4 separate regions of the Homo sapiens genome follow, and regions 1, 3 and 4 are each linked to region 2. The links are chromatin contacts, found by Hi-C or POLR2A ChIA-PET in ENCODE. All regions are on one chromosome and are shown on one strand. Each heading gives the region's core, a stretch centred on a gene start or an enhancer-like site at or near the end of the contact. The rest is flanking DNA. Distances are from core to core; before and after follow the strand shown. Region 1 holds the start of INTS4 (integrator complex subunit 4). Region 2 holds the start of UVRAG (UV radiation resistance associated). Region 3 holds the start of MRPL48 (mitochondrial ribosomal protein L48). Region 4 holds the start of FCHSD2 (FCH and double SH3 domains 2).

The links. Hi-C counts contacts between places; a loop is a spot of excess contacts on that map. ChIA-PET counts read pairs that join two places held with the same protein, here RNA polymerase II (POLR2A). Pooled maps may share reads with other maps.
Region 1: a loop to region 2 is called in a map of CD8-positive, alpha-beta T cell, with 9 times the contacts of the local background. The contact joins the promoter of INTS4 here to the promoter of UVRAG in region 2. A Hi-C loop is called at or near these places in 2 of 168 maps with a recorded cell type or tissue (CD4-positive, alpha-beta T cell and CD8-positive, alpha-beta T cell) and 6 of 50 pooled maps.
Region 3: a loop to region 2 is called in a pooled map, with 7 times the contacts of the local background. The contact joins the promoter of MRPL48 here to the promoter of UVRAG in region 2. A Hi-C loop is called at or near these places in 1 of 168 maps with a recorded cell type or tissue (CD4-positive, alpha-beta T cell) and 6 of 50 pooled maps. POLR2A ChIA-PET finds 5 or more read pairs at or near these places in 1 of 52 experiments (Caco-2).
Region 4: a loop to region 2 is called in a map of naive thymus-derived CD4-positive, alpha-beta T cell, with 9 times the contacts of the local background. The contact joins the promoter of FCHSD2 here to the promoter of UVRAG in region 2. A Hi-C loop is called at or near these places in 1 of 168 maps with a recorded cell type or tissue (naive thymus-derived CD4-positive, alpha-beta T cell), 1 of 37 single-sample maps with no recorded cell type and 9 of 50 pooled maps.

What each region holds. Positions count from the first base shown.
Region 1 is chr11:77,993,347-77,996,058 of GRCh38, reverse strand. It overlaps INTS4 (integrator complex subunit 4), which reads left to right and starts at 1,391. Exons shown (of 23, transcript NM_033547.4): 1 at 1,391-1,469. The coding sequence starts at 1,416. RefSeq lists a silencer at 1,007-1,076 and an enhancer at 1,277-1,476.
Region 2 is chr11:75,813,815-75,816,514 of GRCh38, reverse strand. UVRAG (UV radiation resistance associated) reads right to left here and starts at 1,305. Exons shown (of 15, transcript NM_003369.4): 1 at 991-1,305. The coding sequence starts at 1,107. It overlaps UVRAG-DT (UVRAG divergent transcript), which reads left to right and starts at 1,718. Exons shown (of 2, transcript NR_144531.1): 1 at 1,718-2,052; 2 at 2,654-2,700. RefSeq lists a silencer at 982-1,181 and enhancers at 1,477-1,771, 1,642-2,071, 1,995-2,700.
Region 3 is chr11:73,786,565-73,789,264 of GRCh38, reverse strand. MRPL48 (mitochondrial ribosomal protein L48) reads right to left here and starts at 1,391. Exons shown (of 8, transcript NM_016055.6): 1 at 1,273-1,391. The coding sequence starts at 1,293. RefSeq lists enhancers at 1,178-1,257, 1,398-1,457.
Region 4 is chr11:73,140,925-73,143,624 of GRCh38, reverse strand. It overlaps FCHSD2 (FCH and double SH3 domains 2), which reads left to right and starts at 1,307. Exons shown (of 20, transcript NM_014824.3): 1 at 1,307-1,768. The coding sequence starts at 1,748. RefSeq lists enhancers at 159-298, 379-488, 2,359-2,588, 2,088-2,700 and silencers at 719-1,098, 1,259-1,638, 2,039-2,178.

The sequences.
Region 1 (2,712 bases), core at 142-2,641, 2.2 Mb before region 2:
CTTCCCTGAGGCACTCTGAAGAAATTAGGTCTGTTTGAACCACATTCATTCCCGTTACCCAGCACATTTCAGTTGCACTGTCACCATCAGTTTGGGTGTCTGTCTTCTCAGATTGTAGGACCTTGAGGATAAATACTATCTTTTGTTTATTTTTGGGTCCTCTGTATCCACCTCAGCCTCCTGCTTTTTTTTTTTTAAACTATCCCACATTAATTCTTTTTTTTTTTTTTTGATAACGGAGTCTCGCTCAGTCGCCCAGGCTGGAGTGCAGTGGCGCGATCTCGGCTCACTGCAACCTCCGCTTCCCATGTTCAAGTGATTCTTCTGCCTCAACCTCCCAAGAAACTGGGATTACAGGCGTGTGCCACCATGCCCCGACTAATTTTTGTATTTTTAGTAGAGACGGGGTTTCCCCATGTTGGCCAGGCTGGTCTCGAACTCCTGACCTCAAGTGATCCATCCGCCTCGGCCTGCCAAAGTATTGGGATTACAGGCATGAGCCACCGCGCCTGGCCCACATTCTTTTGAAAGACCAAAATAATGAACAGCTAGTTTCATGTAGGTTGTAAAACTTGACCTTGGATTTACTGACACTAACATGTGCACTACACCTTACAGTCCGTAAAATGTTCCTGCATTATTTCACTCCATTGTCACATCTTTGTCAGGTTAGTTATTATAAATGCATTTGTAGTTGAGCCATTTGCTCAAGAACCAGAGCTGTAGTCTGTAGCTTTGTTGCTTTATCCTTGGTCTCAGAAGTCTTCTACTGTACTATAGCTATCAGAGCAGGGATTGATGCCTTAAAGGATGGCAGCTTTTGCAAAACTGGAATAAGGAAGTATGGAAAGGCACCCCAAAACAAGAGAGGTGGCGCACAGCTTGAACAAAGGCAGTGCTCAGGAAACCTACAAACAGCATCGTGTACAGCAAAGGATGATGGGAAAGTCAGCCGAGCCTCTGAGTTTTTTCACGAGTCGTAAACCCCTTACAGAGCTCCGGGTTTTGCCTCTAGCTCTGGAGCACCCCGCCTCTGCCCTTTAACCTGTACTTCCTCCCTCCCTCCCTTCGCGCCGCGCCGCGCTAGTCTCTTAGCCACTCCGAGGCCACCAACCAGCCTCCCAAAGCTCCCATTGGGTTGCCCACCCTTTCAGTCTCAGCTCCTCCCGCCAGAGGCCCCGCCTCCCACAAGCGAAGCTCTTATTTCCGTTCTTCCGGCGTAGGCCGCCAAATCAGTCCGTACAGTGGCGAGGCAGTCGAGCAACAGGAAGCGGTCGCTCTTTCCCCAAATCCCACTGCCTTGTGGGATCTCGGCAAGTCATCCACCCACCCCCCGCGCCTACGCAAGTTTTCCGGATCCGTCCACCCCCGCCTCCCTCCTAGTGTACGGAAGCTGAGAGGGCCCGCGGGTAGGCATGGCGGCGCACCTTAAGAAGCGGGTTTATGAGGAATTCACGAAAGTGGTTCAGGTAAGCTCTGGCGGGAAAGATCCAGAACCGATCCGGACCAGGGTAGATTATCCAAATCCCAGGCACTTTGCCGGAACAGAAGAGGCTCCATACGCCCGTGTTAAGTGCTGACTTGTTGATAATCTCTGATATTGCAAGTTAGTGGGCGTGTTAGTTTGCAGCCGCTGTTGTCATTAATATGTGAAGTCTGACAGGATTTTAAAAAAATTATTAGGAGAAACAGTGTTTTTTAATTTACGAAACTGTCTTATCCGTTATTTCATTTTATTCTCTCACACAACTTTGCTCCATCGCGTTACATTAGCATCCTCGTTTTCCAGATGTGGACATTGAGCCTTCCGGAGGGGTACGAGGATACAGCCAGTTAGCAGCAGAGCCCCTTCTAGCCTCCCCGCACCCCCGTTCCAAAAAAAAACCTCCCAGGGACCAGTTGGAATATACACAAGGTTCTAAGGGGCTGAAAGAAGGGTCTATAGAATTCCTTCAGGCGCAGTCTAAGCAGGCGGGGGTCACAGACTTCATAGGGGAAGAGCTCTCTATTGGTAGAACAGCTCACCTAGGAAGGAGGGCAGTACCTTCCTCACCATGAAGTTGTGACAGGTGGGCAGAGTCCCTGTCGGGAGTCAGTGATGCTCCATGTGTCTCCACGTAGATGTTGCTAGGGTTGATCCTAAATCATCCTGATGTCCTATTTCTCAGATATTAATGTGTATACAAATTACCTGGGGACGTTGTTCAAATGTCGATTCTATTTGATAAGTCAAGCAGAGGAGGTGAGGCAAGATTCTGCATTCCTGACATGCCCCCAAATTTACACCAGTGCATTGGTTGCATTCTTAGATCCTTAGACTTGTAGAGTGGCAAGGCTTAGAGCATCCAGCAGGATACTGATCCTTAAACATTACATGGATTCATTCATCCAGCATTAAAATATGTTAATACAAATACAAAATATGTCAATACATAATATAAAATTTACAATTTTAACAATTTTAAGTATAAAGTTCAGTGGCATTAAGAACATTAGCACTGTTGCACAATGTGATTTCCTCTCTTCCCAACATTCTGTTGTTCCCATTTCCCAAGACTGCTCAGCCCTCTTCCACCCATCCTCACATGACCAGATATGCCATGTGTTCTTGTGTTTGCATATCTCAAAACTCTTGCACTGGTTGTCTCTTCTCACAGAATACATGCCATTCTTCCCTTTCTTTTTGTTCTCCACCCAGTGGACTTAACATTT
Region 2 (2,700 bases), core at 56-2,555:
GCCCTTTGCACAAATCCAACACGGTAAGTTCTCAGTAAATGACAGTTTCTCTAGATCCTCTTCTTGGCAGGAGGAATAAAGGGAGAGGGTGAAAGGTATTCTTTAGGTCTCTTTAATGCTAAGATTCCTGCAAAATCTCCCCTTGGGGGACAGAAGGAAGGCAACCGATATAAGGAGGGAAGTACTCTACAGATATGTGAGTGAAACAAAGAGTTTTGTCACATCTCCAAAGTCAGTGTTTCCCCCTTCTTATCTTCCTACAACGCAGAGCCAAGAAGTCCTCAAAGCCCTTCCTAAAGGATGGAGGAACACATGAATATATACATCAAATCCTCCTTCCACAGAGACTCACTGAAGGGAATGAAGAAGGAAAAAGTCCTCCTAATTATTAAGATGCGTTCCTTGGGACTCGGAGAATTAGGAAGGAAACCCCCAAGTCTTGAATACATTTCTCTAAAGAGGCCGAATACTTAATAATCAGGGGAGATTAAAGCAAATGGTAGACACCCTAAAGTCTCCTCCAGGGCTCTTGCACGAAGAGTACAAACTGGTTTCTCCGTAAGCGGGGATGGCCAGGTGGGGAAAGAAAGGAAAAGTGCTTTCACTATGGCCCGTGGGACACAGGGGGTTCCCCGGGTCCCTTCCTGGGCGGAACGAGGGAGAGGGTCTGCGCGGGGCAATCCCCGGCTCCCTGCGTTGGGGGAGGCGGCCTCGGGCCGGGGCCCCAGGGACTTGAGCTGGCTGGCTGCTTGTCCCTTAACAAGCCCATCTCCTGTAACGGGATTCTCCTAGGACTCCGGGATCTCCCGGAGGTTCGGCCATCACTGGACCCCTCCCCGCACAAACCTCCTGACAGTCTTCCTCAGTCCCGCGAGCCCTCCGGGTCCCTGCTCTGGGTGTCCCGGCTCGCGGGGTCAGCCCGGAGCCAGCAAGCTCTCCACGCGGGCCTGCCCGGGTCCCTCCCGAGTGCTGCGAGCCGCGCGGGCTTACCTGCTGAGACGGCAGCTCCACATGCAGGGCCCGCGCGGCAGAACCGGGAGGCAGAGCAGCGGCCGGGCCCGGGGGTGGCTGGGGGACGGGGCCCCCGACCGACGCGGAGGCGCTCATCTCGATCCAGGGGCCGCCAAGCGGCGGGGCGGGCACTCTTCCGGCATCCGCCGCCGCCCCCTTGCCACCACCTACCAAGCCCCTGCAGCCTAGAAACCCGCCACCCGAGAGGCACTACTGCTCAGCCCAGACAGTAGCCGCCGCCGCTGCCGCCGCTGCCGCCGTTGCCGCCGCTGGCTAAGGAAGAGCCATATTACCGCAGTGCAACCCCTCCACCCCGCTGAGACCCGGAGCGCTCATTGGCTTAGCCCTCAAGGGGGCGGGACCCAACGGCAGAAAAGGGGCGTGCTATTGGGTAGAAGGTCTGTCCATCGCTGGCATTACTGGACTTGGGGGCGGAGGGACTCAAGGATGGCCTCAATTGCGTCTGTCAAGCCGGGGTGAAACCTGGGGCGTTGCTTCTTTTTTTCCCAGTCTAATTGGTTCTTTTACTACCAACGGGCAGAGTCTCCTGGTGGAGGCGGAAGGGCCATTGCAAGAGGTCGCTGTCAATTGTCAGTAAAGGGAAAGAGGGGTGGGGTCTTGATTAGGTAGAGCGCGCTTCTGGGCTCCGGTGTCACGTGCAGGAGGCGGGAGAGTCACCTGATTAGGGAGAACCGGTCTTCTGAGCCACTTCCGCCCTCACTGGTTGCCGTGGTAACAGGCCTCCGGTGGAGGGCGGGGACCCTCGGAAGCCAGCTGGGTGGCGATCGCTTGTCTGCCTTGGCAGGCCCCTTGTGCAGTCTTTTCCCGGCGTGAGCGTGCAGGGATTGAAAAGGAATGCTTTATGGTTCAGCAGAGAGCCACCACGCAGGATGCACTGGGACCTGAGAACCGTCGGGCAGTCCCACGAGCTCTTTCATGACCAGCTCCAACCGACAAGTACACGCCCCTTCGCACTCCACTAGCTAGTAAGCTGAGCTACAAGGTGTGCCAGGCACCCAGGACGCCGATTCACCGCTTCAGGTGGGCTGTTTGTGCTGTGTCCCCAGAAAGCCTTTGCTACTTATCCATCAGTCTTAGCTGGGGCAGGAGTCCCTTCTTCCAAAAGGCTTCTCTGAGCCTCTCTGGGACCTTGAGTTAGGAATTTTGACCCTACCGTGGGTCTGGATTATTCTATTAATTTTTTTTAACAGTGCCTCATTCTTTCGCCCGGGCTGGAGTGCAGTGGCAAAATCACGGCTCATTGCAGCCTCGACCTCCTGGGCTCAAGTGATCCTCCCACCTCACCCTCCTAAGTAGCTGGGAATACAGGCACATGCCACCAGGCCCAGCTAATTTTAAAATTTTTTTGTAAAGATGGGGTTCTGGCCATATTTCCCAGACTAGTCTCAAACTCCCAGGCTCAAGCGATCCTCCAGTCTCGGGCTCCCAAAGTGTTGGGATTACAGGCATGAGCCACCAGGCCTGGCCACATTGTCTTTTAACACATGTAAGCAGCCACCCTCCTTCCCACACACACACAAAATACTGTGAATTCTTCAAGCAAAAGGACTTTGTCTGATTCATCTCTGGATCCCCAGTGCCTGACAGAGAATCAGGAAATTTTTTTTTTTTTTTTTTGCAGTGAAGGCCCAGCTCAAATGCCACCTCTTCCATGAAGACTTCCGTGAT
Region 3 (2,700 bases), core at 142-2,641, 2.0 Mb after region 2:
TTTTAGCCCTTCTTGGAACCAAGGCAAATCAAGGAGTGTAGTCACCAGTGTGACCATCTTTAACAATGGAATTTTGAAACTTTCTGATTTTTTTTTCTATTATCTTGGCACCATATTTGGCCAAATTCTTACAAACTGGCTAAGGTGAACAAGTGAATTGTTTCATAAAGGATGAAGTGAGGCGTGGGCCCTCACACATTCAAGGGCAGCCCCAAGGTAACCACAGGTAGACCCATGAGCTGCAACGACCATGCTGACCTATGAATCATGGAAATATAGTTGCCACAATTAATGCCTAAAACAAAATTTTAATATAAATTGCTAAAATGAGTCATTAATCTAAGCAGCATGATACAATTGAAAGAGCACAAATGAAATCTGTTAAATCTGTTAAGGGAACGGGAGAAAGCCCAGGAACACATTTATAGTGGTTCATACGGTTTTATGACAGTCACTTAAATAAGGTTTTGGAAACGAAAATGTTGTTAATTATTGCAGGGCGCGGTGGCTCATGCCTGTAATCCCGGCACTTTGGGAGGCCGAGGCGGGCAGATCACGTGGTCAGGAATTCGAGACCAGCCTGGCCAACACAGTGAAACCCCGTCTCTACTAAAAATACAAAAATTAGCCCGGCATGGTGTCCCGCGCCTGTAGTCCCAGCTACTGAGGAGGCTGAGGCAGGAGAATCGCTTGAACCCGGAAGGCGAAGGTTGTGGTGAGCCGGGATCGCACCACTGCACTCCAGCCTGGGCAACAGAGCGAAATCCGTCAAAAAAAAAAAAAAAAAAAAAAGAAAGAAAAGAACAAAAACCTAGTTTATTACTGCTGTTTCCTTATTACCAGGTAGCTTCACATCCTCATCAGTTCAGCAAGTCAAAACTGCATTCTTAGAAAAAATTCTGGAAGTTGATAACTGAATGCAAATATAAAATGACCTGCCCAAGGTCACACAGTTAATCGGGACCGTATCCTGGTGTCGTGATTCCCATCGCAGAGCTCTCCCTTTTCCAGAAACTGGGTGGAGAGAGTGGCATGTGGTGTGGGCGTGGCACGGGTCGGCTCGGCAGAGTTCGCCCCGGGTGGAAAGGAATCTGCTCAGCCCCTTCAACGCCAGGCAGCCGCATGTGCTGCTGGGAAGGACCTTGGGCGCCCCAGTGTCTCATCCCCGGATGTCCGCGCGCCGCCACCTCCCCGCTCTGCACCCTCCGCCATCTCCCCTCTCTGCACCGTCCGCCATCTCCCCGCGCCCCGCGTGCGTGGAATCTACGTTACCTTTTCCAAGGTTCCGCTCATCCTTTGCTGCTGCGCGGCCTCTAGCTGTGCAAACCGAAGACCGGACCCTGCAGCCGCGTTCCCAGGGCGTCTGAAAACACTGAAGGAACGGCCTTGACCAGGTGCAGCAGCAATATCCCACCGAGACTCACTCAACTTCCACATCATTTTAGTTCCGGAAGCTTCTGAAATTCAGAGTCTAGAAATTCTCCTGCTTTCCACCCTCACTCAGGTTGTCACATTCACTGCTGTTTCTCCAGAAAGAATTAATTACCATCTCTGTGTTACCCCAGTACTTAGCACACAATTCTAATTTTTCGCTTACAATATTATACACTAATGATTTGTTACCACCTCTTCTCTGTATTTGAAAGTTCTTAAAAGACTGAGATCCTGTCTGATTAATTCCTTTCAGCGTCTAGCACAGATCTGACTTTTTTGTTTGTTTGAGACGGAGTCTCGCTCTGTTGCGCAGGCTGGAGTGTAGTGGCACGATCTCAGCTCACTGCCACCTCCGCCTCTCGGGTTCAAGCAATTCTGTCTCCAAGTAGCTGGGATTACAGGTGCCCGCCACCACGCCCGCCTAATTTTTATATTTTTACTAGAGATGAGGTTTCTCCATGTTTGTCAGGCTGGTCTTGAACTCCCGACCTCAGGTGATCCGCCCGCCTCGGCCTCCTAAAGTGCTGGGATTACAAGCGTGAGCCACCAGGCCCAGCCAATCATCTCTTAAATTGAGTTTAGAAGTCAGATTTCCACGTCCTGTGCTAGATGCTGGAATAAATTAGTCAGGATCTCAGTCCTTGAGGAACTCAATCAAAATAATAGCAAAAAATAATTAGTATCTAGTAACAAATAATTAGTATCTAGTATGGTAAGTGAAATACCAGAATTGTGTGCAAAGTACTGAGGTAACACAGATACGACAATTAATTATGCTTGGAAATATAATGGACCAGGCATACCTCCTCCAGTACAGTGATTGATTATTGCCTAATAAATGCTATTGGGGTTTTAGAAGTGAAATTTTAAATAAGAAAAAAAAAATCAATCAAATGCTAGTATGTGCCAGGTCGGTTCTTTATGGGTGTATGGGTTCATTTAGTCTTTCCAATAACCCTATGAGGCTGAGGATCATTATACCCATTTCACAGATGAGGAACAGAGACAGGAAGAAGGTACCTAGTTAACATAATGTTATATAAGTGGTGAGCTGTTTCATTTCCGTGCCTGTGCTTCATCTATTTTATGGGACTGTGACTATAGGTTTGCAAAAGGGCAGGTTGGCAGCCAGAGAGTTTCTTTCCTTGTCTAGTCCAGGTAAATACAATCTAATAAGATACATGGCCGGGTGCGGTGGCTCATGCCTGTAATCCCAGCACTTTGGGAGGCCAAGGCAGGCGGATCACAAGGTCGGGAGTTTGAGAC
Region 4 (2,700 bases), core at 58-2,557, 2.7 Mb after region 2:
AGCCCCGTGACTCAAAAAAAAAAAAAAAACCTCCCTGGGCATGGGGAAGAGGTATTCCTCTTCTGAGGACCCCAAGGGAGGTCGATAAACTCCCCCGTAGATGGTCTGAACAGAGCAGGAAGGTTCATGTGTGGTGGTGGGGTGCACTGCTTAGATAAGCACCCTCACTGGCAGATAAGGAAGCCGAGCTCACCTAGCCTGTTAAGGAGCAGGCAAAGTGGACTGGCACCCAGAGATCCTGACTCCCAGACAAGGGCTTCCTCTATGGCCTCTCCTGCCTCTTCTACTTTTCCTCGTGCTTATTATCCTGCACCTGTTTCTTTTTTAAAATAACCCATAGAACACTTCCTGACGCAGATTCTAGTCCTGCTGTGTAACCTTTAGAAAGGCTTCCCTCTATGGGCACTTGCCTCCCCGTCTGTGAAACGGGGGCCTCGGCCTTAACGTTCTCTTGGCTCCCTCTCAGCGGAGTCAGTGATGTTTGACTTGAATGCCCTGCAGTAGAGTGCCGCCGTTTCCTTTGCAGAGCAACTGCCTTTCCGCCCTACAATCGCAATGGCCTGGCACCTGCGGCCAGCCGCAAAGCGACTTGTCCTTGCTCGCCTCTCTCGCGCACATCTAGCTGGTAGGGAGAGTAGGGTGTTGAGGGGCTGAGAGGAAGAAAACGCCGGAATTCTCGTATCCCACAGGCATGCTGCGCCCCCCTCCCCACTGCAAACGTTTCCCTGCGAGCGTCGTCCCCCGCGCCCCCCGACACACACACACACACACACACACACACACACACACACACACACACACACACACACACACGCAAAGGCAGGCAGGAGGCGGGGGCGGCCTGTGCGCGTGCGTCGGCGCGGAGCCCTCTCCCGCCCACGTGCGCGCCCCCGAGCGGAGACGCGCGCGCCGGGGCGAGCTGGCGGGAAAGCGCGCGGGAAGCCCCCGGCTGGCTCCCAGCGTGGGGGAGGGAGGGCAGGAGGCGTCTGGAACGTGCCACTCTCGGAGAGAAAGGGGGGATTTTCGCGTGGCGCTGGCGTTTCTACACCTCCCACCCACCGACCAATCCGTTAGCTTCCCCCTTCCCCTGCCGCGGTACGAAGCCCCGTGCCGTGGCCTAGCTCCCTCCTGGCAGCCCGGACCGGCCCCTCGAACCCCGCTCTGGACAGAGCGGTTCCCTCAGCATCCGGAGCGGGGCGCTGCGCCGCGCGGCGAGGCCGGAAATTCCCGCGGCCTGAGTGGTGGAGCCCTAGCGGGGAGAGCGGCGCCACCTTCCTCCTCCCGGGCGGGCGGGGGCGTTAGGCCCAGCGAGGGCCGGGCCGCCTGAGTGGGTGGGGTGGGGGCCGCTGCGTCCGCCGGGAGCGGCGGCGCAGGCGGCCGACCGGGAGCGCGGACAACGCGGCTGCGGCTAACCCGCCGCCCGGCCGGCTGAGACCCTCGCGCCCCTGCTCCTGGGGCCCCCGCCCCCTCGCCGTCTCCGCCTCCTTCCTCACACACCCCCGGGCCGCCCGGGCCGCCCGGGCCCCAAGCCTTCCCGGTGCTCCTCCCTCGTCTCCTCACACTCGCTCTCTGGCTGGGGTCCGCCTGCCGCCCGCTGGCCTGCTCCCTCCGGGGCAAGTCTTGCTTCTTAAGCGCTCCTTTCACACACGCGCGCGCTCGCTGGGCCGTCCCCTCCTCTCCGGCCCTCCTCCTCCTCCTGGTCCTTGCTAACGCTGCCGTCGGGGAGGATTGATGTCCCTTCAGCATCATGCAGCCGCCGCCGAGGAAGGTAAGGGCGCAGCTGGGGGGCTTTGGGGTTCGGAGAGATGCGTACGCGGAACGCGGCTGGGGCGACCGCTGCGCCCCTTCCCCCTCCCGCAAGGGGCCGTGACCGCCCTCGTCTTGGGCTTGTCACCGACTTGCCGCCGGCTCCAGGTGGGGGGCGCGCGTGTGAGTTGCCTTTCCGACAGAGGGGCCGCCGGGGCTCGTCCGTCCTCTAACGCAGGAGACCCCCAGACATTTCACAAGAGTTTCGGGTGTGCATTTGTGTGTGTGCGCGCGCATGGCAATGCTGCCCGCTGCAAAGTGCATTCTCGGGGCTGCACCGAGGGGGAGGCGGGGACGCCCCTGCAGCTTTGCAGAGCCTTGTGCGTGTGTGATTGTTTAGTCTGCACCAGCTTTGAGCCCTCCAGCCGCTTGTCGCCAGCCCCGCCCGTTTGCAAATTTGCGGGGGATTTGTTTCTAGCCTAGCCTTAGGGTTTGGCCTGCTTTTCCCACGGGGCGGCCGAAAAGAAGTTGGAATAGTCACCGCCTCCCCACCCCAAGGGAAAACAAATTAAGGATTGACGGGTCCTGCCTCGTCCCCGGCTGAGGGGCGAGGAGGCTGTCGTGCTGTCTTCAGAAAAGCGAGGACCGGGCCCGGGAGGTGCGTGGGGTGTGCACTGCGATCCGGGGTTGGATGACCAGGGTGGGAGTGACGGATGCACCCGGCTTGTCATCAGTCTCCCCGCTGCGCCCTTCCCCAGCTTTCCCAGGGGCCGAGGCTGTGTCCTTGTCTTTTTAATCCTACAGATGGATACTGAATGTCTACTCTGGGCACTGGGTGGATGAGGCCGTTCTGTCCTCCCCTCGTGGGCAAACATTTGCCTAACGCCTAACTCACCCGTGTCTGCTGCCGCTGCTTTCTCTCTTTCCTAATCCGGGTTTCTCCATTTAAGTGAG